Linked DNA regions of Homo sapiens: region 1 is linked to region 2. A link is an interaction called in ENCODE POLR2A ChIA-PET data of the cell type or tissue named here. Cell type or tissue: PC-9. All regions are shown on one strand. Links, peaks and the distances in the headings refer to the core of each region. The heading gives the core; the rest is flanking DNA.

The links. Peaks named below come from ENCODE experiments on the same cell type or tissue, not always from the same donor. Only the 100,000 strongest peaks of a DNase experiment are listed, where the experiment ranks them.
Region 1: POLR2A ChIA-PET joins it to region 2 with 31 read pairs; 3 of 35 experiments call an interaction of 5 or more read pairs at or near these places.

What each region holds. Positions count from the first base shown.
Region 1 is chr20:1,868,570-1,884,433 of GRCh38, reverse strand. LOC124904857 (a long non-coding RNA gene) reads left to right here and starts at 8,572. Exons shown (of 3, transcript XR_007067496.1): 1 at 8,572-8,776; 2 at 11,387-11,467; 3 at 12,248-13,643. RefSeq lists enhancers at 4,758-5,259, 7,994-8,493, 13,407-13,566. In PC-9, for the core only: no CTCF peak of the experiment used is centred there; a DNase peak (open chromatin) is centred at 7,743.
Region 2 is chr20:1,753,242-1,769,105 of GRCh38, reverse strand. It overlaps the pseudogene CKAP2LP1. Among named protein-coding and RNA genes, the nearest start is that of SIRPG, 100 kb to the right of the region's middle. In PC-9, for the core only: CTCF peaks have their summits at 4,292 and 4,497 (motif pointing left); DNase peaks (open chromatin) are centred at 4,505 and 7,755; H3K27ac peaks cover 4,340 bases.

The sequences.
Region 1 (15,864 bases), core at 3,822-11,821, 110 kb before region 2:
ATATCCACGTGTGCTGTGCATGTCTTTCTCTGTTTTTCTGCATGCCTGCGTGTCCAGGTGTATGTCACTGTGGGGTTGTGTGTCTGTCTCTGGTTTGTTTGCATGTGTGTGAGTGCTGTACGCATGTGGGCGTGTGCTGTTTGCACTGTCTGTGTGTGCGTGCACATCTCTGTTTCTTTGTGTGTCTGTGTGCCTGGGGCCCTCCTTTGTGTGTCTCTGTGTGTGTGTCTGAATCTGCAGGAGTGCGTTTCCCTTCCCTGCTCAGCCCTTTCAGGGAGCTGAGGTGATTCGCTGCAGCCTGGTCGACTTAAGGCCGTCCGACTGGCAGGCAGCATGGCTTCCACACCCTCCTCTCTGTTCTGCTGTGCTAATCACTGGGTTATATGTAGATGGCAAATGTGTGGCTGCCAGGCTTGGAGGAGGGACTGTGGAGGGGGGTGTGCAGATGAGCAGACACCAAAGAGTGAAAAGACAATTTAAAGGCAGAAAGGGGGAAAACAAGCCTGCTTGGCTTTGGAGTTACGGGTGTGGGGTTCTTCCCAGAGGCGTGAATTTTATTAAGGGGATGTGATGACTACGATGTCTTCCTTCCCCTAATCAAGTAAGAGTCTTAGAATCACAGGATTCTAAAATCTTGGAATTGTCGAACTATAGAATTCTAGAATCTCAGCCGAATGCAACTCTAGACGCGTAGAACCTCTTCAAGGACCCTAATCCTCCTGGGATTTTAGCATCTTCACATGCACATGCAGTTCTTCTTGTCCCCCTTCTCTTTGTATAGAATCATGGCCAGAAAATGACCTTGAAAGTTCATCCAGTCCACCCCACCCTGGCTCCGGGCAGGGCAGTGGAGACAGAGGTCCAGCCAGTGAGGACATTCTTGGAAGTGTTGCACTGGAATCTTCCCTGGCTCTCTTGCTGGACAAGGACTTGTTGCCTGAAGGGTCTGGGGTCTCATATTACTCTCCCCACCGCCACCTGCCACAGGGACTGAGTTCCTGGCGAAGACAAAGGCACCTATGTTCCTAGGATATGTTCTTAGCAGTTCAGGAGCTGACACAGGCTGCAGGTGTGGGGAGAGTAAAGGGGCAGGGCTCTGTTTCTCTGAGATCCTCCCTCGGTGGAGTCTCAGTAACCTAGCCTGGGGTGGGGGTGGGTAGCTAACCAGGCAACCACACTCATGCCCCAGGATATTCAGTGGGGTGTCTTCTTCCTCTTATTGCTTCCTCTTACTGCTTAAAAGAGTAGACTATATCCGGTCGGGCACGGTGGCTCACGCCTGTAATCCCAGCACTTTGGGAGGCCCAAGTGGGTGGATCACCTGAGGTCAGGAGTTCAAGACCAGCCTGGCCAACATGGTGAAACCCTGTCTCTACTAAAAATACAAAAATTAGCTGGGCTTGGTGGCGCATACCTGTAATCCTATAATCCCAGCTAATCAGGAGGCTGAGGCAGGAGAATCGCTTGAACCCGGGAGGCAGAGGTTGCAGTGAGCCAAGATCACGCTATTGCACTCCAGCCTGGGGGACAAGAGCGAGACTTCATCTCAAAAAAAAAAAAAAAAAAAAAAGAGAGTAGACTGTGTCCTATCTCAGGAATCCTGGGAGCCATGGACTATCCCTGAGGGAGGGCATTGCACTGTACTTTGAAACCCTCCAGGACTCACCTATACTCTTTAATGTGGCAGCTTTTCAGGCTCTGGCTACTAGCCATCCCATCCCTCCCTCCCTCCCTCCCTTGCTCCCTGCCTCACTCCCTCCCTTTCACACATGTCCAGCCGCAGTGAACTCCCTATTCACCTTGAAGCTACTTGACTTCATGCCTCTGAATGTTTGCACAGGCTCGCTCTCTTCTTTATCTCTTCTTCTTGGTGCAAACCTTGTTCATCCTTGGAATACAAGCTCTCACTCAATTGTAAGCACCATGAGAGAGTTTGGTTTATTTAATACTTTATTTCCCTGAATCTACAACATTTGGCACACATTAGGTATTGAACCAATGTTTGTTAAATGACTGACTGAATGTACAGTTCAAAGTCAGCTCATTTCCACTCTGAAGCCTCAATTCTCCAACCCCTTCTAGATATTTCCCTGGGGCCCGCACCACGCCCGAGATTACCTGTGGTTGTGAGCCCTTGCTTACTTCTTCAGCGGACAGGGAACCTCTTGAAGCTGGAGTCGTGTCTGGTTAATCTTTTTACACGTAGCATCCAGTTCAGGGCCTGGTACCCAGCAGGTGCCCAGCAAATGTGGGGCCCTTGCCAGCAGCCTGGCTTGGTGACTTGAAATCCCCTGTTGGTCCCAACTGCATGCACCGGTCCAAGCTGTTGGCAACATCTGCCTCAGAGTCTCATTTGCAATTATACATTCTCAGGCTCTTGCCACTTAATATTTAATAACCAGGCGGGTGGCCTTCTCTGGCAGCCAGTTAAGTCCCTGATTGCCTCTTGTCTGAACTTGGCCCCAAGTGAGGCAGGGACTGCTTTGGGGTTAAGTGTAAAGTCTGTGTCCTGAGTTGGGGGCTAGCATAAGGCCAGACCGTTGGAGATGGAGGAAGGAACGGCTGCTGGCTCAAGGCTTCTGGGTGACCTTACCAGGCAAGAGGCAGGTTGGGTATTTGCTCCAACTGGTTCCACCTCTCCTCCCCTTCCATGTAGGTCGACGCCCGCTCCTGGCCTCATAACAGGGGAGGAGGAAGGGAGGAAATTTGTTAATGAGAGGGTCCCTGACTCACATCTGATTGGTCCAGGAGAAAGAAAGGGGGATTCCGCCTGGGCTGTGTCCCAGCAGGAAAGGTGGTTCTATCCTGTGTGGTTTGGCCACCAGGAGCCAGGGCAGTCCCTGTGAGGGCCTATGGCGCCACGGAGTGGGGCTCTGGCAGCCGTGCCAGCCTCTCCTGGCACAAGGCTGGGGAATCCTTCCAAGTTGGCTGTGGAAGGAGATGAGGCAAATGGTGATGACCTGACCCTAGGGGTAACCCAAGCTGCTGCCGAGCTCTGTGAAACCCTGCAGGCCCAGGGAGGCGTGGGTCAGTTCTAAAGGCTGACCTCTGCAGAACTGCTGGGGTGAGAGGGCGCAGAGAGGCCAAGTGACATCCAAAGGTCATGGGAGGCTCCAGGAAGGGGAACAGCAAGCACAAAGGCTCTGAGGCTGGACTCTGCTACCGAAGCCCGAGGTCCAGAGAAGGACTCACACCTGGGAATCTCAGACTTTAGATCCCAGAGGACATTTTACAGGGTCAAGAGATCCCACTCTGCCCCTAACAAGCCCAGTGACCTGGGACAAGTCACCCTGGTGTTTATGCTGTCACCGCACATGTTGGGCAACATGACTGCCTGAACCCTTCCTGCGTGGAGTCCTCTGTTATCCCCTCAGAGGTCATTTGGTGCAATCCAGGAATCTGAGACCAGAAATGCCGCTCTGTTGATCAACAGGGCTGGTTCCTGTAGAAGGTGGTGCTTAGTGTAGAACACTATGCTTTCCCAATGGGCAGTGTTTACCAGCACTTACTGTATGCAAGGGGCCACGCTCAATAAACCCTCTGCTAACATACATGGTCTCAATCACCTGTGCCATCCTTGTCCCTTCCCTTTCCCTCTCCTGCTCATCATCCTCAGATCCTGTGACAGTATCTTTAAAACCCAGCCCAGCCCTGGTCCACTGTCTCGTCCCACATTCCCCTGCACTACCTTCTTAGACCACAGCTGCTGTCATGCCCATGGCTGTACCAGCCTCTTTTCAGCTCCCCTGCACCACCCTGGCCTCTGCAATCCATCCCCTACCAGCAGCCAGGAGGCCTTTGAACCATCAAAATCAGATCACATCCCTCCCCTGCTCTGAACCTCCAGGGACTGCCATGGTGCTTCCAGTCAAAATGAATCCTGCAGCCATGCTGCTCTACGTGGCCAGTCCCCACTCTTCTCCATCCTGAGGTTGTCCATCTTTGCTGCCCACTCTGCTTCAGCCACACTGGCCTCCTTCCTCTCCTCAAACGTGTCCCTTGAGGCCAACCTGGGGCCCTTCAAGGCTGTTGATGTCACCTGCGCCTTAGTTCAAATGCCTCCCCCCAGAGTATCCTTCCTTCATTCTCTAAAAGACCGCTCCTCCTTACATCTGGCCCCTTGTTATCCCATTTCCAAGTTTTATAGCACTTATCACTTTCTCATATTTCTCTTATTTATTTATGTGCACCCTCCCCCACCTGGAATGCAAATTTCGTCAGAACAAGACTTAGTCCCTGTTGTTCCCTGCTGGTTCCCAGTGCCTAGAAGGCACCAGCACGTGGCAGGGACTCCATGGGATTTGTCAGAGGAGGGATGACATGGCCTCGAGGGATGAGTGTAATAGTAGTATCCCATTTAATAGGAAGCCCAGCAATGCTAGGTGCCTGTGCAACTTACCAAACTTGTGAAGGGTGGAGTCGGGATTCAAACCCCCATCCAGGGGGCTCCAGCATCTATGCTTTTGTTCAGGAGGCTGCATGCTGTGGTCATGGTCAGAGCCCCTGAGCCCCAGGGACTCAGAGGTCAATTAGGGGTGGGGGAGGGGGAGGCACTGGTGCTGGTGGTGCCTGGGATGTACTTTTCGATTTTGCCCCCAGCTGGGGCCCTACCTTAAGGTTAGGGTTCTGGAACGAGGGGCAGCCTCACCCATACCCCTCTGCCCAAAGGCTACCCCTGTAGCTCCTGTTGAGGCTGCTGGGCCCCCTGGAAGTCCCTGGCTTAGCTGTGGGTCAGTGAGCTCATCCCCTGCCCACCCTACGGCTTTCCAACGCTCCCTCCCTCTGCCGCAGTCGTTGCTACACAAGTTAATGGAATAACAAGACACTTTACCTATTATCTGATGCAAATACCTTTCCTCGCCAGCACCAGCTGTACAGCTCAGATCTTCCTGTAACCCAGCAAACAGGCCTTCAGCTCCAGGCTCCAGCTGAAGAGGCCTGAGCACCAGCCAGGCACTGACAACCCCCTAGCTCGAGCCCTGGAAGGAGGGGTCAGGGGTGTTGTGCTGATGGGGTTGTGGCACCAATCTTAGTACTTTTCACCGGCGACCGTACAGTGAGGCCCACTGTGCACAGGTAGTTTGCATATTTCACCTTCACGTGATTACATACAATTCTGATCCTCACTAGGCAGATGTGAGGATGAAAGGCTCAGGCAAGTCTGTGTAGCGCTCAAGTGGTGGATCCAGGTGGGTTTCACACCCACATCCTAAAACTTGACCCCTCTCCTATCCACTTCCTAAGGGCTTTGTCTGAGTGGCTCCATTTAGACCCGATTTCTCTAATAGCTCCATAGTAGGAGTTCTACTTATAGACAAAGAAGACGAAGGGGGTAGCACCTTGCTCAGCCACACCAGGGTAAGTAGGACTGTATGCCCAGGAAGGTGGATGTGTGTAGGGGGGTGCAGTTGGGTCAGGAGAGTTCCCAAAGCTTGCCCCTTGGGAAGCTCTGTCCTGGGACCCCCGCACCACCAAAACACACCTGGCCTAGTTCATATTCAGTGCTGCAGGCATGTACAGGGCATGTACGCAGGCATGTACAGGGCACCTAGCAGGTGCTGGGATCACCCAGATGGAAGGTGGACCTCCTCCAAACAACTACATGAATCTCACAGGATGGCAGGACAGACTTAAGCTCCCTGTGCCTCAGTTTTCTCATCTCTAAAATGGGGAAGATAATACTGTTACTTCTTCTGTAGAGTTGTGCTAAGGATGAAATGAGAATGAAGCACTTAAAAGAGGACCGAGCACATACTCAGTGACCAATCAACAGCCGTTTTTATTGTCACCTCCAGATCCCACATAGGCAGCTCTTCTCGAGGTCTATCGTCCTGACAAATAAAGCGCTAGTTCTGTCTAGGTCAGAATTGCCTCTAAGCCAGTGGTTCTTAAACTCCAGTGTGCGCTTCAGAATCCAGTAGCATCATGTGAAAAATGTAGCCACAGCAGGTCTGAATGGGCTTTCTAGGAAGCTGCCTGCATCCCATTCTGACACAGGTGGTTTGCAGCAGGGCTCAGACCCATTGCTCTGGGGGGCACCAATGAGACTTTGTCATGGGAACGTGACTCCTGGTGACCAGCCCCTCCTCATCGCCATCAAGGGAGGTTTAGGATGTAGCATAGTGGTCAAGGCCTTGCCAGGAGACCTGGGTTCAAATCCCGGCTTCCCTCTTCTGGGCAAATGGCTTCCCTCATTTCCTTTTCTGAGACACAGAGGTTCCACAGTTCCCATCTCCCTGTCTGAGGGTTGGATGAATGCCTATCCAGAGTGGGCCTGAGACATGTTGCACACCCAGCAAGCAGGAGTGGCTGCCACCTTCGCCCCGCAGCAGTTTGTCTTCTGAGGCTTCTGTCCCTGAGTGTTTTATTTTCTGTTGATAGATTCCAGCTCATGTTCATGGGTCTGCACCTGCATACAAATGCCAAGAGGACTGGCCCACCCCCGGGATCTGTCCTCACCCGCTCCTCACCAAGCACCCGGCTGCAAGTTCCCAGCAGGGCTCGGAAGTCCCGGGGCCTCCTGTGAAGCTGGGACCACCATGCTGGTCCAGCCTCCTTGGTTGTGGTCGTGGCCGGAAGCAGCCAGACTGCTGGCCCCTTTGAGAGCGGGTGTCTCTGTGAGAGAGTGACTGCTGGGAGGTCTTCAGGGAACTTGGGCGCCGCTGGGACAATTGGTCGCTGTTTGGGGGAGTGAGGTTGGCAGGCCCTTGGCCCTCGGCACTGAGCCTCTGCCAGGCCCCTGCCAAGCCTGGGGCTGGTTTCCCACTGCCTGCTAGTTTCAGGGCCATTTGGGGAGGGGGCCCAGGGGAATTCATTGCCCCTCTCTTCAGCGTCTTTGCTGTGGTCCAGGAAGCCCGGGCAGTGTCTGCTCTCAGACAGCAGGTCAGCACAGCCTCAGACATGTTCTGATGATGCCCGCTGTGTACCAGGCTAGGGGCGGGATACTTAGAACCAGCCTCCCAGATGCCTTAGAGACCTCTCCAATGGGCTGCCAGGGGCCTCACAGGCCATGGTAATGCAGAAGCCCTGGCTAGATTGAGCCCTTGCATGCTTGTTAACTCTGGTTGGCCCTAGTCAAGAGCCTTGGCTGGGGAAACAACTGACAAAACAAAGCCTCTACCCTCCTGCAACTTACTTTCTCACGTGGGGAGGTGGGGGTCAAAGCTGTGACAGTGCGGGGGAGAAAAATAAAGTGGGGATGGATACAGGGGGATGGATACAGGGGGGATGGACACGGGGATGGACACAGGGGGATGGACACAGGGGGGATGGATACAGGGGGGTGGATACAGGGGGGTGGATACAGGGGATGGACACAGGGGATGGATACAGGGGATGGACACAGGGGGATGGACACGGGGGGATGGACACGGGGATGGACACGGGGGATGGACACGGGGCTGGATACAGGGTGGTGGACACACAGGGGTGGTGTGGGGGTGATTTCTGCCAAGGGGTCGGGGAAGGTCTCTCTGAAAAGGTGACATATGAGCGGAGATATGTAGCTATGTGGAGGAAGAGTGTTCAGGCAGAAGGAACAGCATGTGCAAAGCTGCTGAGCAGGGACAGGGCCTGACATGTTTGAGAAAGGCTGGGAGGCGGGTGTGACTGGAGCAGACGGAGGGAGAGGGGGAGGGGAGGCAAGGAGGCCTAAGCAGAGAAACTCCTCCCCACCACCATTGTCCCATCTTACAGACAGGAAACTGAGCCCAGAGAGGTTAAGCAACTTGCCCGAGGCCATGCACCTGGTCAGTGGAGGTACCTGGCTGGATGCCCACTGTGATGTCAGAGCCACTTAGCACCATGTGACTAACATGCTCTGTTGTAAAGCACAAGTGGCACCTTGTAATCCGTGACCTGGGGTCTCTGAGTGCTAGTGGTTTCCCTTTTAACTGTAAGCCCATTTGGCAAGGTTGTGTGCTGGGCACCCAGGAGCCGGGCCATCTTTAAGGACCTTCCTGAGATCTGGAGTCTGACAGGCCTGGGTTCGAATCCCTCTTCTATACTCACTAATCACTGGGGTTTTCTAGGCCTTGGTTTGCTTCTCTGTAAAATGGGCCTAATGCTGCCTACCTCAGTGGCCTGGCAGGAGTGAATCAGCCCGAGATCTGGTGGATACTTAGAAAACATTTACCACCTTCAGACCCCCTCACCCAGGCCTCTAAAGCTGTGGTCCTCAAACCTCACAGTGTCCTTCCCTGGGAAGAAACAGCCCTCCCCAGAAGTGCTGGGTCTGCATGCCTGGGGGCTTTAAACGGGATTCTGATGGGAGGTGCTGCAGGACCACCACTGCGGTAAGGTTTCTGCAAACCTTGTACAAATGGGAGATGTTGGCATCCCCCACTGTCTCTTCCCAGGGCCCTTGCTGCTTTTCCTTTGTGGCATCCATCACACTTGTAATTACTTGTTTAGCATCTGTCTGCTTCTCTGGGCTGCGTGTGCTGGCCTTGTTCATGGCTGGGTCCCCAGCACTGAGCAGCCTGCCTGGGGCGTAATAAGTGTGTGTTGGGAAAACAAACAAACAGGCGCCTGGCTGGCTGAATAAATGCTCGGATGCTCTTCAGAGCAGCTGGACTCAGTGTCCCCCCACCCCAAGGCCTGGGTTCTGACACAGGCTCTGCGGCCACACACTTCTTGTGTGATCTTGGGCAAGTCATCGTGTTCTCTGAGAAATTACATTGATTACTGAGGAGGAGTTGCGTGCAGAGGATCCCTGAGAGCTCTGGAAGAACTTGTTGGAAGTGGGTTTTTGGAAGAAGAAACTGCATGAGCAAAGGTAAGGAGGGAGGAAAGTGCACAGCTTGTTCAGGGGACGGCCAGATGGCCAGGGGGTCCGATGCTCTTCGTACACCATGGTGTGCGTGTCTGTGTATGGGGGAGTGTGGGATGTGTGTTTATGTTGCTGTGTGTGTGTGAGTTTCAGAGTGTATATGTGTGTGGTGTGTTACTGTGTGTTGTGAAGAGTGAGAAGCTGAGGCACAAGGAGGGTAAGGGTCTTACTTGATGTCCCTGGGGTGGGTGGCACGTGGTAGCCACCCTCTCATGCATGCCCTTATCCTCTGCTCCCCTGGCCTCAGGATGTACCAGGCACTGGGGTTCCATCAGCTACAATGGCAAACAGAATCCCTGCCTTCACAGGGACTGCTGTCGCAAATAGAGGGGTGACATTGTGGAGCAAGGGCGCAGTTGGCTCTGAGGGCCTCGAAGGTCAGGCTGTTGAGCTTAGACTTAGGCCTGGAGGCATGGGGAACCGTGGGAGGGATCTTGGAGGGGAGGTGCCCTGGGAGACATTGAGGAAGGAAAATGCACCATGAGATAAGTTCTGCAGCTGCAGAGCATTGGGCGCTGCTGATGGAGTAATCAGGAGACATTGTGCTCACTTCTTCCCTTCCTAGAAGAGGAATCGCAGCGCAACCGGGGTGAGGCAAGTGTATGGGCAACTTAGCTCAGTAGCTAGTGTCTGTGTGTGCGGTGTGTGTGTGCTTGTGTGGTGTGTGTGTGTGTGTGTGTTGTAGAGTGACTCAGAGTGGACTCTGCACCTCTGCGAGAGGGAATTCTATCATGGAAATAGTTTGGTGGCCCTCGGAGGCACAGGGTCATGCAGCAAGCTGGCACTAGAATATTTCAAGCTCGCAGTAATGAAAGCAAATGGCAATTTGGCGTGTCTTCAGGCTTGAAAGCCGCAGAGCAGTGTTCAGTCATCAGCGGCGGTTATCACCCACCGATAATGGAGGCTGCTGCTCGGGGCCCGGTGAGGGAGAGGAGGGTTCAGAGAGGTTAAGTGACTTGCCCAGCATCACATGGCCGGTAATGGGAGGGCAAAGTCCAAGGTGCAGAGTTTGGCCTTTCCCCCTCCCCCAAGGCCAGGCCGCTCCCCAGAATGGATCATCTCTGAGCATTTTCTGAGTGCTGGTTTCCATAGCAGCAAGGCCGTTCCTGCACAATGGATCCCCATCTTTCCCCAGCTTTGCTGCTGTGGGGGCTGCAGGGGTGGGGATGCTTGGTCTTGGGGACTGCTGGGGTGCCAGTAGGAAGGAGCTGGACAGGCCATTTGGATGATCTTGGGGCCTCCAGCCTTTACAGAAGGGCCACACCTGTTCAGTGTTTTCCATTTCAGCTCTGGAGTTGGGTCCACTTCCAGGTAGAGGGTAGGGAGAGAGAGGACAGAGAATGAAATAGGAAAAACACCAGAAACAGAGAATGGGAAAGTCAGAGACAAAATAAATTTTACAAAAGCCAAGACAGAGAAAAGGTGTTTGCTTTCCAGACAAATTATTTCATTTCATCTTTACAACCTTGGGAGGTAGTTTCTGTTTACTCCAAATTGACAGATGAGGAAACTGAGGGCAAATGCAGTGCTTCTCAAAGTATAGTTCAAGAGCCAGCCTGGGAGGTCACAGGGTGAAAGGTTTTGGAGAGGACAGTGGTTAAAATGCAGATTCTCTCACCCCATCCTGGACCTATAGAATCTGATTCTCTCCGGTGGAACCAGGACTCTGCATTTAGCCAGTTCCCCAGGAGAAATTTCTATGAAGTTTGAGAGTATCCACAGTCAGGAGGGTTGCCCTGTGCTATGCTGAAGTTTATGCAGCACATAAACTCAGAGCCAGGATTTAGGACCCAGAAGGGACCAAGATAGAGAGGAAAGTGACAAAGAGAAGCTTATATGCCTCAGAAGAGATGGCAAAGAGCAAGAGAGAGAAATAAGACTGACAGAGAGACACATTGGGAGAAGTCCTCTGAGCTAAGAGAAGGAGGAATCTGGTAGGACCAGCGTGTACTTTTATGGATTATGGATTGCCTATCACTGTAAACACAGCCCTCACTTAATCCTCACAGCAGTCTGATGAGGTAGGTCCTATTGCTCCCATTTTCTGGATAAGGAAACTGAGGCAAGGAGAACAAAGGGGAAGAGCCTAGCTTTGACCCCTGGTGGCCTGGCTTTGGAAGGGGTCACAGCTTTAACCACCAGGCTAGGCTGCCTCCTAAGCAGAAAGCTCAGGGACTCAGACTTAGACTCCAAATTTTTCTCCATCGCCCTACCTGTGTGACTCTGGGAAGCTTTCTGTGCCTCAGTTGCCTCACCTGCAAAATGGTGATAACAATACCTGTGTCAAGGAGTTCCTGTGGGGCCTTGTCTGAGACGGTACAAGAGCGCAGAGCAGTACCTAGTGCTAGAAGTGCTCCGTAACAGTTAGCTGTCAGTAAATACCTAGAAAGTCCAGGAAGCACATAAAAGTTTCTCACAAATGGTGGGTTTCTTGAGGCCTCTTTGCCCTGAACTGGGGCAAAGGATGGTGTCTTAGTCCATGTTATGCTGCTATAACAGGATGCTGCAGACTGGGTAATTTATAATGAATAGAAATTTATCTGGCTATGATTCTAGAGACTGGGAAGTCCAAGAGCATGGAGCTGGCATCTGGAGAGGGCCCTTGGGCTGCATCATCCCATAGTGGAAGGCAAAAGGGTAAGAGATTGTGCAAGAGAGAACAAGAGGGAAGGGTGCTGAGCTCATCCTTTTACCAAGAACCCAATCCCACGATAACCAACCCACTCCCATGATAATGGCATTAATCATTCCTTAAAGGTCCTACATGTCACCACTCTTGCACTGGGGATTACATGTCCAATATGTGAACTCTGGGGGATACATTCAAAACTTAGCAGAGGGGAAGAGGCTCCCAGTGAGTCTTGCTCTTCTCTGAGTCTAGAGCAAACCTACCAAACACAGAATCATTGATGACACAGAGACAATGGCCCGACTCATGGCCCTATCTGCCACTCTAAGCCATTGGACTCCTGTGAGCCTCACCAGGTTACACAGGGAAGCCCCAACCTGTGACTCACAAGAGCTCACTCCCAAGTCTGCTCTGCCAGATGCTACGGTGGCTCTGGTTGTCACTATTATGTGGACTATTATGTCTACTGTGCACCTGCCAGATATCCTCTGGGTACATTGGTGCCATACCTTCACCCTGTGACTGGGGCGCAGGAGCCCTGGGGATGCCCCACTCACCCTTCCAGGCAAGAATGAGTCCTCCCATTTTACAGATGAGGTAACAGAGGCTCAGAGAGGCAAAGTGATGGGCTGTGGGACACACATCTGGAAAATGGTACAGTCAGCACATACACACGCACACATCTGGCTGTGCTCTGGTTGCCTCTAACAAGCATTTATTGAGCCCCTGCTGTATACCGAGCATTTGTGATATTTGTGAGCATAGTCATTACCTACATCCTCTCATAGGCTGGAGGCAGCGTAAGAGGAAGGAGATCCTCCTACATGGCGTGATGGGTGCAGCAGCAGCAGCAGGTGACACTCATGCAATGTGCCAGGCACACACCCAAGGATGTCTCATCACTCCATGCCACAGCCCTGTGGTCACGTGGTGAACATAGCTTGGGTGGTGATGAGCAGCCAGCCTTGGTCCAGCCCCTGTTCTCAAGTGTGGGTGGTCTTGGGTTGACTGGGGTTGGGGGGAGGTTAGGAAACAAGCCCTGTGACCATTGGACCTTTCTCAGGTAGTGGTGGGCGGTGTGAGCTTTATGTCTTTGCTCTCAGGACAACACAGAGCAGCTGATAATGCTGCTGTTCATTGACCCTGTGATGGTACTGTGGTGTAGTTTATACAATTGAACCTTCGGATTTCACTTACTACCTGAGGGTGGGTTTTTAATGGTCTGTTATTATTATCTCCATTTTACAGATGAAGAAAACTGAGGTTCAGAGATTCTAAGTAGGGAGGATTTGAATCTGGCGCTTGATTGCCAAGGCCTGTCCCCTAACTGCCTCCTGGTTCTCTGGGGAGGGAGGGATGAGGCAGGTCAGGGGCTCTGGGCTGGCTTCCCAAAGGAGGAGGTGAGGGCTAGACTGAGACTTGACGGACAAGCAGGCGTGGGACTGATGGAGCGCGTGTGTGTGTGTGTGTGGAGAGGGGGTGGCGGCTTGGGCAGGGCTTACTAGGTGGGGCCCAGCGGGGCTGGAAGGTGGGAGCAGGGGAGCCGGCTGCAATCTCAGCTTGTCACCTGGGTTACCCTGTGTTAGTAAAATCAAAGTGAGGTCACGCCCCCTCCTGCACTCAGAAGACTCCTGTGGCTCCACGTTGCATGTGGAGGAAAAGCCGAAGTTCTGACAGTGGCCTGCCAGGCCCTGCCCTGGCTGACCCCGGCCACTCCTCTGACCTCATGTCCAGTCTAGGTCCCCTTTGCTCACTGAGCTCAGGCCGTGCATTCAGGAACCACGTCAGGGATGCTCACGGCCCTTCTGCCTGCAAAGCTCTGCTCGGAGATATCTAGAGGGCCCCCTTACCTTGCCAAATCTTTTCATAGACAGGCCTTCCCTGACCATCTTATTTAAAATTGTGACATCCCCCTTTCCGCACCCCTGCCTCTCACACTCTCGCTTCCCCTTTCTTGGTTTAATTGCTACTTTTTCACAGCACTTATCAGCATCTGACATGCTATGTATTTTACTTGCTTATTTGTTTAGTGCCTGGCAGTCCCTGTAATGACGTCAGCTTTAACTGAGATTTTGTCCATGTTATTCACTGCTATATCCCCAGAGCCTAGAACAATGCCTGGCACATACTAGGTGCTCAATAAAATAAATTGTTGCCTAAATAAAAATACCAGCAATGACCCCATCTCATCATCATCCCTCTGCAAGTCATTTTATTTTTTTTCCAGTTTTGGAAGTTGAGGCTCAGAGAAAGCAAGGAGCTTACCCATGGTCATGTAGCGAGTAAAGGGGCAGGGTGGGTGCCCAGCTCTCCTCAGGAAAGAAGGACTTACTGCCCAGCTATTGGTGGTGCAGCAAAGTCCCTGTTGGAGATTGCCCAGTTAAGGAGAGCAGTCTTGCCTGAGGTCATGTCCCCTCCCTGGGCAGCTCATATCTGATGACCGATTTATTCAGGCTCTAAAGGCCCAGCCCAAGCCACTGACCGCAGCCCCAGGCTCTGGTGGCAGTGGAGAGAGAAGCACAGCTTACTTACACCTGACAGCCCTAGGCAGAATGTTTTAGATGCCATATAAGTTGAATTATGTCTTCTCCCACCCGCACCAAATTCATATGTTGAAGCCCCAACCCCCAACACCTTAGCATGTGACTGTATTTGGAGATTGGGTCTTTAAAAAGGTAATTAATTACATGAGGTCATTGAGGGTGGATCTTAATTCAGTATGACTGGTGTCCTTTATAAGGACAACTTTATAAGAAGAGGAGATTAGGATGCAGACACACACAGAGGGAAGACCAGGTAAAGACACAGAAAGAAACAGCCATCTACAAGCCGAGGAGAGAGGCCTCAGAAGAAACCAGCCCTGCCAACACCTTGATCTTGGACTTCTAGCCCCCAGAATTGTGAGACAATAAACTTCTGTTGTTGAAGCACCAGAATATCCTGTGGCTCCGCATTGTGTGCAGAGGAAAAGCGAAAGTCCTTAGAGTGACCCCCAAGGCCCTGCCCTATCTTCTCTCTCTAGACCATAAGTTCCCTGGGAGACGGGTGCTTGTCTGTCTTCTATACTGTGTCTCCAGTATCTAGTGTAGTGTCAGAAACACAGCAAGTGCTCAATAAGTATTGATTGATTGGATTTGCAAAATGACCAGATGTACAAAGTCATTGTGATGCTTAAGTGAGGTTTTAATTGTGAAGCATCATGGCACAAAACAACAGAAATTTATTGTCTCACAATTCTGGGGGCTAGAAGTTCATGATCAAGGGGTCAGCAGGGTTGGTTTCTTTTGAAGCACCAGTATCACAGCCAATTGTGACACTTCGTTTTTTGTTTGTTTGTTTTTGTTTGTGTTTTGAGTTGGAGTCTCACTCTGTCTCCCAGGCTGGAGTGCAGTGGCATGATCTTGGCTCACTGCAACCTCCACCTCTTGGGTTCAAGCCATTCTTCTGCCTCAACCTCCCAAGTAGCTGGGATTACAGGCACCCGCCACCATGCCCTGCTAATTTTTGTATTTTTAGTAGAGAGGAGATTTCACCATGTTGGCCAGGCTAGTCTTGAATTCCTGACCTCAAGTGATCTACCCGCCTCAGTCTCCCAAAGTGCTGGGATTACAGTCATGAGCCACAGCGGCTGGTCGAGTGTGATACTTCGTTATGGCAGCGCTAGCAAATTAATCCAGTGCATTTGCTCATCCAGTCCTTACAAGATCTGCACAGTAAGTCTCATAATTACCCCATTCTGCAGATAAGGAAACAGGCTCAGAGAGGGACAGCGACTTGCCCAACATGACCCAGTTCAGCTCTGTTCTGACCCCAAAGCCAGAGGCAGCGTGCAGTCTAGTGAGAAGATGGGCTTTCACAAGCAAAACTGATGAAGCTGCCTTGGCCATCTGCCCTCATGACTGGGCAGTGCTGTGTGAGCTCAGAGGACCAAGGGCTCCATTTAGGGCAGTCAGCCAGGCTTCCTGCAGGAGGCAGAAGCCCCTGGGCCTTGCAGAGTAAGTACAATTTCGTTAAGGATAGTGAAACCACAGAATTCAGGGTAGACAGCTGCTGTTCAGGGGTGTGGAGGGAGGAATCCTCATGGCCTCCTTGGGTAGGTGCCTCAGTTGCTCATTTGGACAGAGCACAGGGTCCAAACTAGGTCATGGCCGGTCGGGGGAGGAGAGGAGGAAGTGAAGAATTGACGCCAGGTGAATCATCTGGCATGTGTAGTGTGAAGTTATCACATGAGACTGGATTTTAATGTTTTGGTTTTAGGACCCCTTTATACTCTTAAAAATTACTGTGGACCCCAAAGAATTTTGTTTATGTCAGTTTATCTATTGATAGTTACCATGTTAGGAATTAAAACATTTAAGAAACACACTTGGCCAGGTGTGGTGACTCATGCCTATAATCCCATCAC
Region 2 (15,864 bases), core at 3,181-11,180:
CTTCTTCTTCTGTGAGCACCTGGGGTCACTTCTGTATCCTGAGTGGATTTCAGAAGGTACTGGGAGGAGGGGGAGCTTGATAATCAATGAGGTCTTATCCCACTCGAGAGTCTGTGATTCCTTAAATAACCAGAATGGTTTCTGGCCAGTGGATGCCTTTAAATCTGGCCATCCTGAAAGGTTCTTTAATTTCTGTGGAAAGAGTGATCTCCTGGCTCAAGCTCCTTCAAAATTCCCAAGAGAGAGTTCAGCTTAGTGCACTCACTACTGGTGCTTCTCAGATGGTTGTCAGCAAGGCTGTCTTGTTTAAAATATTTGTTTCGGTTATATGGAGGCGAGCTTGAGTGCACATAAAACCTGCTTGCATGATGTCTGCTCCAATGATAGAACAGCCTCTTCCACTTGATTCTTGCACAGGCACTTCACCCCTGTGTGCTTCAGTCTGTTCATCTGTAGATAGTGTCTAATAAATGTTCCTAATTCATTGTCTTTATGAAGATTAAATGAATTAATACATGTAAACTTTACGTATGGTCTATAATAAATGTCAGCTATTGATACCTATTATTTGAATTCAGGTAAGATTATTTTAAAATTTAGTTTCCAGTAGTTACAACTTTGGAAACTTAGGCAACTGAGTCCATTACCTTCCCATAACCTCAGTTTACTCATCTAGAAAATGGTCCTAATGATACCAAACTCTTAAGATGGTAGCAAAGTTATATTAAATGACCACAGGCCTTCGGGACATGGAGCTGATTATATTATACTTAGGTTTGTGCCTCTAAAGCCTTGCACAGTGGCTGCTATGTGTCAGATATTCAAATCAGCATTTGAGCCAAATTCAAGGTGAGGCTTACAGGTCAAGGTCAACTCTTATTTCCAAGAGAGGACTAAATGTGGAGAGAAGACATGGGTTTGGAATCAGAATCAGGTGCAACCTGCAAGCTCTAGAACTTCTTGACTACATGACCTCAGAGAGGGCTTTTAAACTCACAGAGCCTCCACGTGACGGCTCCTTCTATCCTTTGGCATTGAGGCCCAGAGATGCCTGCCCTTGTCTTTGTGGTTTTCCTCCTGGGCCTCAGGGTGCTGCTGGTGATGAGTTTCACAGTGACCTACATCTGCAGGAGGTGGAACCTGTGACAGGTGAACATAGGATAGGCTTTAGTCTTCGGTACTGGGTGACAGGCTGGCAAGAGGCCTACAGGGCAAGCCCAACAAAGTCACTGGGGCCCTCAAGAGTGATCCAGCCTCAAGGGAAGGTTGGGAACACTCTTTATTTTCTCCAAATGTTTTTTGCGATTCCTAGAGTCTTTCAGATCCGTGCATTGTGTAGTGCCCTGGAGGTGGAAAGGTTTCAAATTCCATTCTTTGGGACCCTGGAGATGGGAGGAGGGGGTCCAAGGTGTGGTAGTGGTATGAATGTTGAGACCCAAACTCCAGAGTCCCCCAATACACTGTTACATGTTTCAGTTTTCATATGATATATTTTGGGGATGCATAAGGAAAGTATTGCTAAAATCAATGAATAGAACCTATTCAAGGGACTTGGAGGTTCTGACTAGTGGCAAAGATGAATGTGGGTATGGGAGAGAGTTTAGAACCCAGAAAGTGGCATTGGGGTGTAATGAGTAGGGGCTTTATTTCTGATCTGTGCCACGAATCCAGACTAAGCAGAATACCTGCCATATAGTAGGTGCTCAATAAATATTTGTGAAATTAATACATGAATAAACAAACACATGAATGAATGATTTTTTTTTCTCTACAGCCCCTGCATGCCCTGTGATACATTACCTCCAGCCCTCTCCAAGGGGTTCAAGTGGGGAGAGGCTGCAAGGACTTATAGGTCACTAAAGACCCCTTTATTCCGTCCCTGCCACCCCCATCGCGGACACGCTCCCTTCCGCACACCCTCCTGGTGTTCCTTCCCTCAGAGCTTTGGAGCTGAGTCAGGGACGAGTTTTCTTCATGAGGACTCCAGGGATGTCTTGACCCTGATGTACTGAGCTTCAGATTGGCCCTGCTTCCAACCAAGAGAATTAAACTGCTCAAGAAAAGAAGTTTCCATTCTGCCCCTGGTCATGAACAATCCTTAATTTTCAGAGCAGTTTTTACTTTTGTGCGGGGCTTTTGAAAATATGATTTCATTTTAACACACATATATTTTGAAATCACTGGGAAGTTGCATAAGCATTTTTCTCTTCTGAAATGTACAGAAAAAATACAAACAATACCCATGGACCTAACATCCTATCTTTTAAAAACAGTAACATTTGCCATTATGATCTTCAGTTCTTTAAAAACAAAAAACAAAAAACAAAACACTGTTCTGAATTTATCATTCTCAAGCATGGTTTTATAACTTTATAACATATGTATGAATCCTTAAGCAATGTATAGTATTACTTTTCATATTTTAACATTATATAGATGCTTTGACACTGTACACAGCAATCTGGAACTTTATTTTTTATGCTTAACACAGTTTGTGAGGTTTATTTCTGTTGATATATGGAGCTACATTTTATTAATTTTCCACTGTTCTGTGGTCTTCTATTGTAAGAATATGCCACAATTTATCAATTCTTCTCAAGACAGATTTTGAAGCTTCATTCAGTGTTTTGCTAGTACAACTTTGCAACAAACATTCTTTTATTTGTTTCCCTGGGCATGTGTGGGAGAGTCTGCCTTGTTCCTCTAGCTTGGTGCACAAAGCTGCAGTATTGGTATGATTTGGGAGCTTTTGTTACACAAAAAAAATTTCCAATTGTTGCTTAAGTTTTACTCTTTCCATTTATCCCTTTCATCTCGCTATATATATATATATATATATATATATATATATATATATACACACACACATATATATACACATATATATATACACATATATATACACATATATATATACACATATATATACACATATATGTATACACATATATATACACATATATGTATACACATATATATACACATATATGTATACACATATATATACACATATATATACACATATATATACACATATATATACACATATATATACACATATTATATACACATATATATACACATATATACACATATATATACACATATATATATACACATATATATATACACATATATATATATACACATATATATATAATATTTTTGAATGTTTATTGCATTTTTTAAATAGATACCTTTTAGGAAGTTAAAGAGTTAAGGAGTTTTCCTTTCTTCTATTCCGATATTAATGTATTTTAAAATCAAACAAAAGCAAAAGAAATCATCACCAGCAGACTTGAATTATAAGAAATACTAGTGGACACCCTTCAGGCACAAAGAAAATGACACCAGATGTAAATCTGGATCCATACACAAGAATGAAGAACAGAAAAAGTAAATAGATGCATAAATTTAAAAGACATTTAAACAAAATCTATAGATGATAAGTGAATGTTTAAAGCTAAAAATAATAACGCAGTGTGGATATTATGATAATAACGCATTAATATCATATAATACCTGATACAATGGCACAAAGGCTGGGAGAGGGAATTGGATGTACACAGCCAGAGTATTCCTATATTATACATACAGTGGTATAAATATTGGGGCTTCTTTTTCAGGATCACTGTATATTTTTATATTTTTTCATGTTGTCTTTTATGTCATTTACAAACAGCTTTGTTTTTAATATAAACCTTGTGCACTTTTATTAAATTTATCTTTTTAAGACTTAAATGTAAGATCTGGAACTATAAAAAGAAGAAAACTTGGGAAAAGCTCTTCTGGACACTGGCTGAGACAGAGACGGAGTCTCACTCCATCGCCCAGGCTGGGGTGCAGTGGCACGATCTAGGTTCACTGCAACCTCCGCCTCCCAGGTTCTAGTAATTCTCCTGCCTCAGCCTCCCAAAGAGCTGGGATTACAGGCGCACACCATCACATCTTGTTATATTTTTCTGCTGGTGTGTGTGCACACGTGTGTGTATGCATTATAGATGGTAGGAATCTTATTTTTTTATAGATGATAGGAATCTTATCTTTTCTCTGGAAGGATTAATTATCCAGCACCCCCTGATATCCACTGCCAGCTTTGCTATATAGCGAGTGTCTATAGATCTGTGGTTCCTTCGATGAGCTCTGTGTTCCACTGATCTACTTGTCTAGCTCTCTGTCAATACAGGCAAATTAAATTGTGCTTCACTTTATTGCACTTCACAGACACTGCGTTTTTCACAAATTGACGGTTTGTGGCAACCCTGCATTGAGCAAGTCTATTGGTGCCATGTTTCCAACAGCATGTGCCCACTCCGTGTCTCTGTCACATTTTGGTAATTCTTGCAATATTTCAAATTTTAATAATTATTATATCTGATCTGAGGATCTGTGATTAGTGTAATGGTCTTGTGGCTCCGCGAACCGTGTCCTTATGAAACAGCACACTTGATGGAAAATGTCTTGTGTGTTCTGACTGCTCCACCTACTGGCCGTTCCCCCGTCTTGCTCCCTCTCCTCAGGCCTCCCTACTTAGCCTGAGGCACAGGGAGAGGCATTGGCCTGAAATTAGGCCAATTAATAACCCTGCAACGGCCTCTAAGTGCTCAAGTGAAAGCGAGAGTTGCAAATCGCTCACTTTAAATCAAATCTAGAAATGATGAAGCTTAGTAAAAAAAGGCTTGCCCAAAGCTGAGACAGGCTGAAAGCTAGGCTTCTTGCACCAGACACTCAGCCAGCTGTGAATGCCAAGGAAAAGTTTTTGAAGGAGATTAAAAATACTACTCCAGTGAGCACATGACTGATAAGAAAGCAACACAGTCTTATTGCTGATAAGGAGAAAATTTTAGTGGTCTCGAGAGATGATCAAACTAGCCACAACATTCCCCTGCAATATCTCCGAGGTATGCTTGTGCCTGGCCTAGCATAGCTCCACAGTAAGTTTTGATATCTTTTGGGCAAGTCATCTCACCTTTTCTTATCCAAAATTGTTGTGACTATTCTTGGCTTAAATGCATTTTAGACTCACTTTATCAACTTTCATGAAAAATCCTTTTAGATTTATTAATTGATTCCATGGAATTCATATATTATTTTGGAGACATTTACATTTTTCCAGTATTGAGACTTCCCATTTATGGGCATGGTATACCTCTATTTATTTAGGTTTTCTTTTATGAAGTTCAGTTTACAATTTTACAGTTTTTTTCTCTATAATGGTCTTTTGCATCGTTAGTTAGAGACGCCTTTAATATATTCTAGTTTATGGAATCTTTAAAATTTATTATTACTTTTTTCAGTGGTTGTTGACTACTGAATAGGATTGCAATTGAGTTTTGAACATCAATCTTAGAGCTGGAAAGCTTATGAAATTCTCTTACTAGTGCTAATAGTATGGATATTCTTTTTATATATAACTTTTTTTTTTTTTTTTTTTTTTTTTTTTTTTTTTAAGATGGAGTCTCACTTTGTTGCCCAGGCTGGAGTGCAGTGGTGTGATCTTGGCTCACTGCAACCTCTGCCTCCCAGGCTCAAGCGATTCTCCTGTCTCAGCCTCCCAAGTAGTTGGGATTACAGGCGCATGCCACCATGCCAGGAGACAGGGTTCCACTGTGTTGACCAGGCTGGTCTCAAACTCCTGACCTCTAGTGATCCACCATCCTCACCTCCCAAAGTGCTGGGATTACAGGTGTAAGCCACCCCACCTGGCCTTTGTGTGTAACTCCTATAACATTCGTGTAATGATCTAAATTAGTGTTTATCTTTCTCAAAGTTACATGTACACACTAAGAGTCAAATAAATAGTTATATAAGTTTTACATATAAAAATTGGAGTCTCCCTAACATCCAACCATATTCTATCTCCCAGAAGCAACTATTCTCAATTTTTAATAGATTATCTTAGACTTTTACTGCCATATCTCATATAACATGTTCATATTGCCACTTCTTCATTTTTCAGTATTAGGCGTTACTTTTGACTTCCCACAATTACAGATGGTAATATAATGCTCCACCATTGCTGACTTAATGCCACACGTGAACACTTTCTATTCCCCATCAACTGAATATGATTATATCATAATTTGGGATAATTTAAGAGTCGATGTCTATATTGTAATAAGTGTTTGAATATTCTTACTTTCTTTTTTTTTTTTTTTTTTTGAGATGGGGTCTCACTCTGTCGCCCAGGCTAGCGTGCAATGGTGCAATTTTGGCTCACTGCAATCTCTGCCCCCTGGGTTCAAGCAATTCTCCTGCCTCAGCCTCCCTAGTAGCTGGAATTACAGGTGTGCACCACCACGGCTGGCTAATTTTTGTATTTTTAGTAGAGACAGAGTTTCACCATGTTGGCCAGGCTGGTCTCGAACTCCTGACCTCAATTGATCCACCCACCTCAGCCTCCCAAAGTGCTGGGATTACAGACATGAACCTCCCCACCCGGCTGAACATTATTTCCAGCTGGGTCTGGTAATATTCCTAGCTTTTGCTTATGTTCAGTCTCTCCTGTGTATGTTTGTGTAATCACCACTATAGTCAAAATACAGACAATTCCATAACCATAAAGGTCTCCCTGGTGCTACCTCATTATAGTGACACCCACCCTCACCATACTAAGTCTCTGGCAAATGCTAACCTCTTCTATATCTCTGTAATTTTGACAATGTTATATAAATGGGATCATACAGTATGTAACATTTTGAGTTTGATTTTTCACTCAACATAATGCCTTTGAGATCCTTACAAGTTGTTGCATATATAAATAATTTATTTTTTTATTGCTGAGTGTTATTTTATTGTATGGATGCATACTGTTTGTTTAGCCATTCACTTGTAAGACAAGTTTGTCTTACACTGGTTGTTTCCAGTGTTTTGCTGTTACAAATAAATCTGCTACAAACATTTGTGCACGGTTTTTTGTGTGTACATAAGTTTTCATTTTTCTGGGACAAATGCATGGGAGGGCAATTGCTGGTTCATGTAGTATAGTGAGTGTATGCTTAGTTCTTTTTAAGAAGTTGACAACCAGTTTTATAGAGTGGGTGTATTATTTTACATTCCCATTTTCAATGTATTAGATATTCAGTTTCCCCGCATCCTAGCCAGCATTTGATATTGTCACTATGTTTTACTATAACTGTTCTATTAGGTACATAGTAATAATATCTCATTATGATCTTAATTTGCATTTTCCTGATGGTTAGCGATGTAAGCATCTTTTATGTGTTTATTTTCTATCTATATATCCTTGTTGATAAAATGTCTCTTTATGTCTTTCACCCATTGTGATATTGTGAAATATATATTTGGTCTTCAACCCTGTTTCCTGCCAAACAACCCCTAAAATCCTTAGACTCTCCAAAGAGATGTCTTTTTGTGTCTTAATGAATTGACTGATGGCTGGGAGCACCTCCGTAGCTTCAGGATGGCGACTGGTCACCTGAAGAGTAAGTCGATTAAACGATTTAATCAATTATGCCTACATAATGAAGCTTCTGTAAAAACCCAAAAGGACTGGGTTCAGAGAGCTTCTGGACAGCTGAACACATACAAGTTCCTGAAAAGTGCTGCACCTGCGGACGTCATGGAAGCTCCGTGTCCCTTCCCCATTCCTCTCCCTATGCATCTCTTCATCTATATCCTTTATAATAAACTGGCAAACTTAAGTGTTTCCCTGAGTTCTGTGGGCCGCTCTAGCAAATTAATTAAACACAAGGAAGAGGTCGTGAGATCTCTGATTCATAGCCAGTGAGTCAGAAGCACATTCCTTGCAATTGGCATTGGAAGTGGGGAGAAGTTCCATGGGACTGAGTGCTCATCCCCGTGGTGTCTGACGTTACCTCCAGATAGATAGCATCAGATTAGAATTGGATTGAGGACACCCAGCTGGTGTCTGCTGCAGAATTGATTGCTTGCTTGTTGGTGGAGAAGAAATCTCCCACATTTGGTCACAGAAGTCTTCTGTGTTGATTGTTGCTATATGAGTGCAGAGGAAAAACAGTTTGAGTTTTCCCACCTTTACCCACTTGTAATGGAAGTTTTTGTCTTGTTTTGTTGTTTTTAACTGTTGAGTTTTGAGAGAGATATCCTAGATTTGAACCCTTTGTCAGATGGGTGGTTTGCAAATATTTTCACCCGGTCAGTAGCTTTGTTTTCATCCTTAACATGGTATTTTGGAGAGCGAAAGTTTTAAATTTTGATGAAATCCAACTTATCAATTTTTAAAATTGATCATGCTTTTGATGTCAGGTCTAAGAATCTGCCATCGAGCCTTAGATCCTGAAGATTTTCTCCTAAACATTTTATAGTTTTATGTTTTATCTTTGAACCTACGATCTATTTTGAGATAATTTTTGTATAATGTATGGTATGAGGTTTCGGTTGAGGTTCATTTTTTGTTTATGGATATCCAGCACCTTTTGTTGAAAAGACTGTTTCACTTGTGGAATCAATCCTTCCTCCATTGAATTGCTTTTGCTACTTTGAAAAATCAAGTGTCTGTACTTGTACGGGGCTGTTTCCAGGTTTTCTATTTTGTACCATCGATCTATGTGTCTGTTCCTCTGCCAATATCACAAAGTTTTGATTACTACATCTTTATCATGTCTTAAAATCAGGTATATTGATTCCTTCCACTTTATTCTGTTTTGACTCTTTCAGTTCTCTTTTTTTCCCTTTGTTCATATAAATTTAAAAATAGTCATATATATTTACAAAAATATGTCTAGAATTCTGACAGAAATTGTGTTAAACCTATATATCAGTTTGGATAGAATTGACATTTTTATTATGCTGAGGCTCACAGTCCATGGATATAGCATGTCTCCCTGTGATGGTTAACTTTAGGTGTCAACTTGAGTGGGTTAAGGGATAGCCAGATAGCTGGCAAAACATTATTTCTGGGTGTGTCTCTGAGGGTATTTCTGGAAGAGATTAGTGTCTGAATCAGTGGACTGAGTAAGGAAGATCTGCCCTCATCTAATGAAGATGGGCACCATTCAATCAGTTAAGAGCCTGGATAGAACAAAAAGGCAGAGGAAAGATGAATTCACTCTTTCTTCAGGAGCTGGGACACCAATCTTCTCCTGCCCTTGGATATCAGAACTCCAGGTTATCTGGCCACTGGACTCCAAGACTTACACCAGTGCTATGAGATTACCCAGTCCCAATCTCTACCTCTGTAGAGTCTGAGGCCTTCAGCCTCTGACTGACAGATACGCCAACATCTCCCCTGGTTCTCAGGCCTTCAAATGCAGAACGAGCCACTCCACCAGCTTCTCTGGTTCTCCAGCTTGCAGACAGCATATCGCGGGACTTCTCGGCCTCCATGATCACGTGAGTCAATTCCCATAGTAAATCCCATCTCATCCATCTATTGATATATGTATCCTATTGGTTCTGTTTGTCTGGAGAATGCTGACTAACACATTCCTCTTTATTTGAATCTTCTTTGATTTCTTTCATCAGTGTTTGCAGTTTTCAGCATACAAGTCTTATATATGTTTTGTTAAATTTATAGCTATTTCATTTTTGAGCAAATTAAATGGTATTATATTTTAAATTTTGGTTTTCATGGGTTTATTGCTAGTATATAGAATTAAAGGTAACTTGGCCAGGCATGGTGACTTACGCCTGTAATCCAAGCATGTTGGGAGGCCGAGGCAGGTGGATCACCTGAGGTCAGGAGATTGAGACCAGCCTGGCCAACATGGTGAAATCCTGTCTCTGCTAAAAATACAAAAATTGGCTGGGCATGGTGGCGGACACCTGTAGTCCCAGCTACTTGGGAGGCTGAGGCTGGAGAATCACTTGAACTCTGGAGTCGGAGGTTGTGGTGAGCCAAGATCATGCCACTGCACTCCAGCCTGGGCGACAGAGTGAAACTATGTCTAAAAAAAAAGAATTAAAGTTAACTTTTTGCATGTTGATCACGTAGTCTGTCACCATTCTGAACTCACTTATCAGTTCTAAGAGTCTCTTCTGTAGATTCTGTAGAATTTCCTACAAAGGCTATTATGTCATCTACAAATAGAGATAGTTTTATTTCTTTCTTTCTGATATGTATGCCTTTTATTTCCTTTTCTAGCCTTATTGCCCTGGCTAGGACTTCCAGTACTATACTCAATAAAAGTGGTGAGAGAGGAAGAAACACTGTGACTGAGAAGTCATGGTGAGGCCAGGGCCTGTCACCACCACTGCTGCCACCGAACAACAGAGAAAGCTCCAGGAGTACCTAGAAGTCGAAAGGAACTTCAAGTGCCAAACACTGAGCTTTATCTAAAAGCCAAAAATAATTGCCCAAATCTATCCAAGAGAATGTTATCAATCATGCTGTTTTGCCTGTTAAAGCATAAGGCCCATCAGCATTAAACTCCAGGCCAGACAAGCCAATATTACAAGGTCCCAGAAGCCAAAGTTGAAGCCACTAAAACTGGGCAAAAGGCTGAATATGTTCCTTCTAACCAAACTGTAAGCCTCCAGCAGTAGCTTACAGCAGCACAAAGCTGGATCATTCACCATGGAAAAGCTGTCAAGAAAACCCATGGGGTCACTTAATGCACAGGATTTGAAGACTACAAAGCAGCAGTTAACATATCAAGGAATGTTAAGTGTACAGACTCCATAGGAAATGCCCGCATTGAAAATTAATCTTTGGTTAGCTTTCTAAAAGAGATTAATGAAGAGAATTTGCCTCAAACCTTGTCAGACCCTGAGAGGAAGCCAGACTCTCAATTATGTACTATAAAGAAGTTAAAGAATAACTCTCATAATTGAACCAAGAGCAATTTGGTTCCTCAACAAGCCTTGGGCAGATATTCAGTGACTAGTGCTGCCCTGAAAGACAGAGTTCATAAACAATTTGTTGGAGAAACACAAGTCAAGCTTCTATCAGTAAAGTCATAGCAACTCTCTCAAGAAGATCTTCCAAGACTGGGAGAAAAGCCCCCAAGACAGTTCCCTCTCTCTTTGTTCAGACCCTTAGTAGGACTCAAGCATCAAAAATAAAAAATTAATGGTGGAGGGTACAAAGGTTAATAGGGTTAATTATTAAAGAGCATGTATAAGTTAGTGAATAGGAAGTAAAACATACCAAAACCAGGACATACTCCAGTTTGTTTCAGGGAGGATATAGTAACAGACATTTAAACATTAAGCAAGATCAGCAGTCCATTCAACCTTGTTTTGGGCCTTGGTCGTGTGCACTGCAAAAATCAAAAGCTATAAGCCAGAGGCTAGTTTGACAGTTGGCAGCTTAAATTCAGTCATTCCCAGCACCCACGGCGTAAGAGCAAATGGAACTAATGGGGACAAATGCCACAACAGCTTACAACATAGAGCACAGGCATTGGTCTCCAAGCTGAAAAAGGCTCTTCTGTTTTCTAAACAAGAGAGCTCCCAAAACTCAAGCTGGTAACACAATCATGAAGGAAAAGGAGTGTCAAAAGGGACCCAAATGAATCCAAATACCGAAAAGAAGACAATAGCAGAGGATCAAAGGAAACAACTGGAAGAATGACAGAAATCTAAGGGGAAAATCTATAAGTGGCCTCCTATGACACGTAAAACAGAAAGAAAAATAATAGAGAAAATAAATATTCTGGAAGACCGTTGAAAAAAAAGAGGAAGAAAAGAAAGCACAGCTTCAACTGCTCCATAAAACTAACAACACTCTGACAGAATGTCTGCAGCTCATTGAAAGGGGTGTGGTTTTTAAGGAAATATTTGCCATATTGTCTAGTATTCCTGAGGCTGAAGAACTGCTAAATTCTGGTTCTACAAAGCAAAGTTGTTAGCCAAGAAAGGCACCTATGATGCTACTGGGCTATATGAAAAGGCCATTAAAAATGAGGCAATACCAACACAAGTGTTACAGGAAGTTGTTCTTAACATTTTGCAAGACCCAAACAAAACCATGGAAGGAATCACCTCTGACTTTTTAGTTGCTAAAACTGACATGACATCAGCAGAAGAGCTGGCCAAGAGGATGGAATCTGGAAAGTCTTGTTCTTCTCAAAAAAAAAAAACCAAACAAACAAACAAAAAGGAACAGGTACAGCAACACCCCAAATAATGAAGGCATAACAGGATAATCATCCTGATATCAAATTGCAGATCGCTCCAGCCCTGGAATAAATGGAGTGGCAGAATTGCAAGACGTGAAACTTATCACTCCTGTACGGGGTTCAGTGGAGATCAAACAAGCAGTATCCCACTACCTGGAAAGGCTGCAGGAATGCAATTTAGTAGTGACTTCTCTTGACAAGCTATTAGGTGTGAAAGAAACACAGCATTTTATATTTTATAAAAATGAGATTTTGCCTGTAACGTTAGGATTTCAAATCCTTGAATCATAAGTTTTTTAAAAAAGGTGTTTTAGAGGGCTGGGCATGGTGACTTACACCTGTAATCCCAGCACTTTGGGAGGCCGAGGCAGGCGGATCACGAGGTCAGGAGATCGATACCATCCTGGCTAACACAGTAAAACCCCATCTCTACTAAAAATACAAAAAAAATTAGCTGGGCATGGTGGCGGGCACCTGTAGTCCCAGCTACTCGGGAGGCTGAGGCAGGAGAATGGTGTGAACTCGGGAGGCGGAGCTTACAGTGAGCCGAGATGGTGCCACTGCACTCCAGCCTGGGCAACACAGTGAGACTCCGTCTCAAAAAAAAAAAAAAAAGGTGTTTTAGACCCTCTGAGGTAAGAAATGCTCTTGTTCAAGTGACCTAGAAAATAACGTATAATAGAGAGGCATAATGGATGCAGAAGATTATGTATGGCCTCTCAGGATTTCAAGTAATTTGCTTGGCTTACTCAGATTTTCTATACCCACAGGAAAGTCTTTGGTGTATGTAGGTTGACAGAGTTTTATGGTATACATATATTTCAAACTATTAAGAATTAATTTGTCCTGTAAGTATGGTAAAAATTTGTACTTTATTGATGTACTTTAACCCCAACATAGTTCTTTTTTATATTAGAAGGTTGGTGCCACAGTATGATGGTCTTTCCTTTCTGCGTCCACCTTAGCGGGGAGGGCAAGTCCTTTCACGGTGGAAGATCTGAGCTTTCACGCTGGCTTGCCAGGCTAGATGGGACATAACAGACCACCTGGTTCAAATCTCCTCACTTGCAGATGAATTTATACTAGGTTTGTCTTTGCTCAGAGCCTACAAATGATATTCATGTATGATCTTTGATTTCTGTTGCAGTAACCCTGTAGATGAAGGGGAATCCTTTCTGTGCCAGGTCTCCTGGAATGAAATGCAATCTTGAATTGGGGTGGTCATCTGGCTCTTTTGGTTTATATTCAACCCTAATTTTGCATTTATTATTCAGAAATACTCAAAGTAAAAACAAAAGGGGCAAGAGAGAGGGGCGAGGAGGAGAGAGAGGGGTGAGGACACTGCTTCTTCATTTCAGTGCTTTGATCTGCCAGGGGACAACAGGCCTGAGCAGGCAATGCAAGCCCCAGAGACTGTTATTAGTTCTTTTACTTTCTTTCTGAGAAACTGCTCTAGGAAAGGTAAAATCAGAGTCATGATGGTAACATAATACATAGAAAACCCTGGTCAAGATATTTTAAATTTTTACTTTGTAAATATTTAAGTGTTATCCTTTAAACAATCATTAATATTTTGTTTATTCCTGCTTTTAAAAAAAGAGTGATGAGAGAAAACATTCTTGTTTCTACCCCTATCTAGGGAGAAAGGCTTCAATCTTTCATCATTAAGCATGTTAGCTGTAGCATTTTGTTTTTGTAGATGTCCTTTTTAAAAAAAAATTTTAGTTGACACATAATAATTATACGTATTTAAGGTGCACAGAGTGATATTTTGAAACAGGCATATGAAGTATAATGATCAAATCAGGGTAATTAGGATATCCAGCACTTCAAACATTTATCATTTCTTTGTTTTGGGAACATTCAAAATTCTTTCTTCTAGCTTTTTGAAAAATGCAGTAACTTATAGTTTACCATATGCACCCTACAGTGCTGTGGAACATCAGAACTCATTTTTCATATCTAGCTGAAATTTGTAACCATTCACCAACTTCTCCGTATCTTCCCTACCCTCCTACCCTTCCCAGCCTCTGATAACCGTAAGTCTCTACTTCTATGGGCTCCATTTTTTTTTAGTTCCCACATGTAAGAACACGTGGTATTTGTCTTTCTGCGCCTGACTTATTTTACTTAACAATGTCCTCCAGGCTCATCCATGTTGCTGCAAATGACAGGATTTCATTCTTTTTTTTTTTTTTTAAATGGCTGAGTAGTATTCTATTGTGCACATAATACCACATTTTTTTATTCATTCATCTGTTGATGGACATTTAGGCTGATTCCATACCTTTGCAATAGTGAATAGTGCTGCAATAAACATGAGCATCCCTTTGAGAAACTGATTTCCTTTCCTTTGGATAAATACCCAGTAGTAGGATTGCTGGATTGTAAGGTAGTTCTATTTTTAGTTTTCAGAGAAGTCTTTATACTACTTTCAATAATGGCTCTACTAATTTACATTCCCACCAACAGTGTATAAGAATTTCCCTTTCTTCACATCCTTGCCAGCATTTGTTATTTTTTGTCTCTTTGATAATAGCCAATCTTAACTGGGGTGAGATATCTCATTGTGGTTTTGATTTGCATTTCCTCATGGTTAGTGATGTTGAACGTCTTTTCATATATTTGTCGGCCATTTATTTGTATGCCTTCTTTTGAGAAATGTCTAATTAGATAATTTGCCCACTTTTAAATTGGGTTATTTGTTTTTGGTTGTTAAGTTGTGTGAGTTCCTTGTATATTCTGAATATCAGACCGTTGTTGGGTGAATAGTTTGCAAACTTTTCTCCCATTCTACAAGTTGTCTCCTCACTCTGCTGATTGTTTTCTTTGCTGTGCAGTAGTTTTTTAGTTTAATATAGTCCTATTTGTCTGTTTTGTTGCCTTGTTGCCTGTGCTTTTGAAGTCTTATCCATAAAATCTATGGCTATAGCAATGCCCTGAAGCAGTTCCTCTGTATTTTCTTCCAGTAGTTTTATAGCTTCAGGTCTTACATTTAAGTCTTTAATCCATTTTCAGGTGATTGTTGTGTATGGTGAGAGACAGAGGTCGTTTCATTCTTCTGCATATGGATATCCAATTATTCTGGCACCATTTATTGATAAGATATCCTTTCTCTGATGTATGTTTTAGGGGCCTTTATTGAATGTCAGGTGAATACACAGATTTATTTCTGGGTTTTCTATTCTGTTTCATTTTTTTTATGTGTCTATATACCAATACCATGCTGTCTTGGTAACTGCAGCTTTATAGTATGTTTTGAAGTAAGGTAGTGTGATACCTCTAGCTTTGTTTTTTTTGCTCAGCATTGCTTTGACTATTTAGGATCTTTCGTGGTTCCATACAAATTTTAGGATTTTTTTTTTCTGTCTGTGAAGAATATAATTGGTATTTTGATAGGGATTGCATTGCATCTGTGGATTGTTTTGGGTAGTATGATCATTTTAACAATATCAGTTCTTATAATCCATGAGCACAGGATGTTTTTCCATTATTTTGTATTCTCTTAAATTTCTTTCATCAGTATTTTGTAGTTTTTATTGTGGAGGTTTTTCACCTCCTTGGTTAACTGTATTCCTAGATATTTTATTTTATTTTATTTTATTTTTATAGCTATTGAAAATGGGATTGCTTTTTAAATGTGTTCTTCAGCTATTTATTGTTGGTGTATAAAAATACTACTAATTTTAGTGTTGATTTTGCATCCTGCAACTTTACTGAATTTGTTTATTAGTTCTAAGAGGTTTTTGGTGGAGTCTTTAGTCTTTTTCTATATATAAGATCATATCATCTGCAAAGAGGG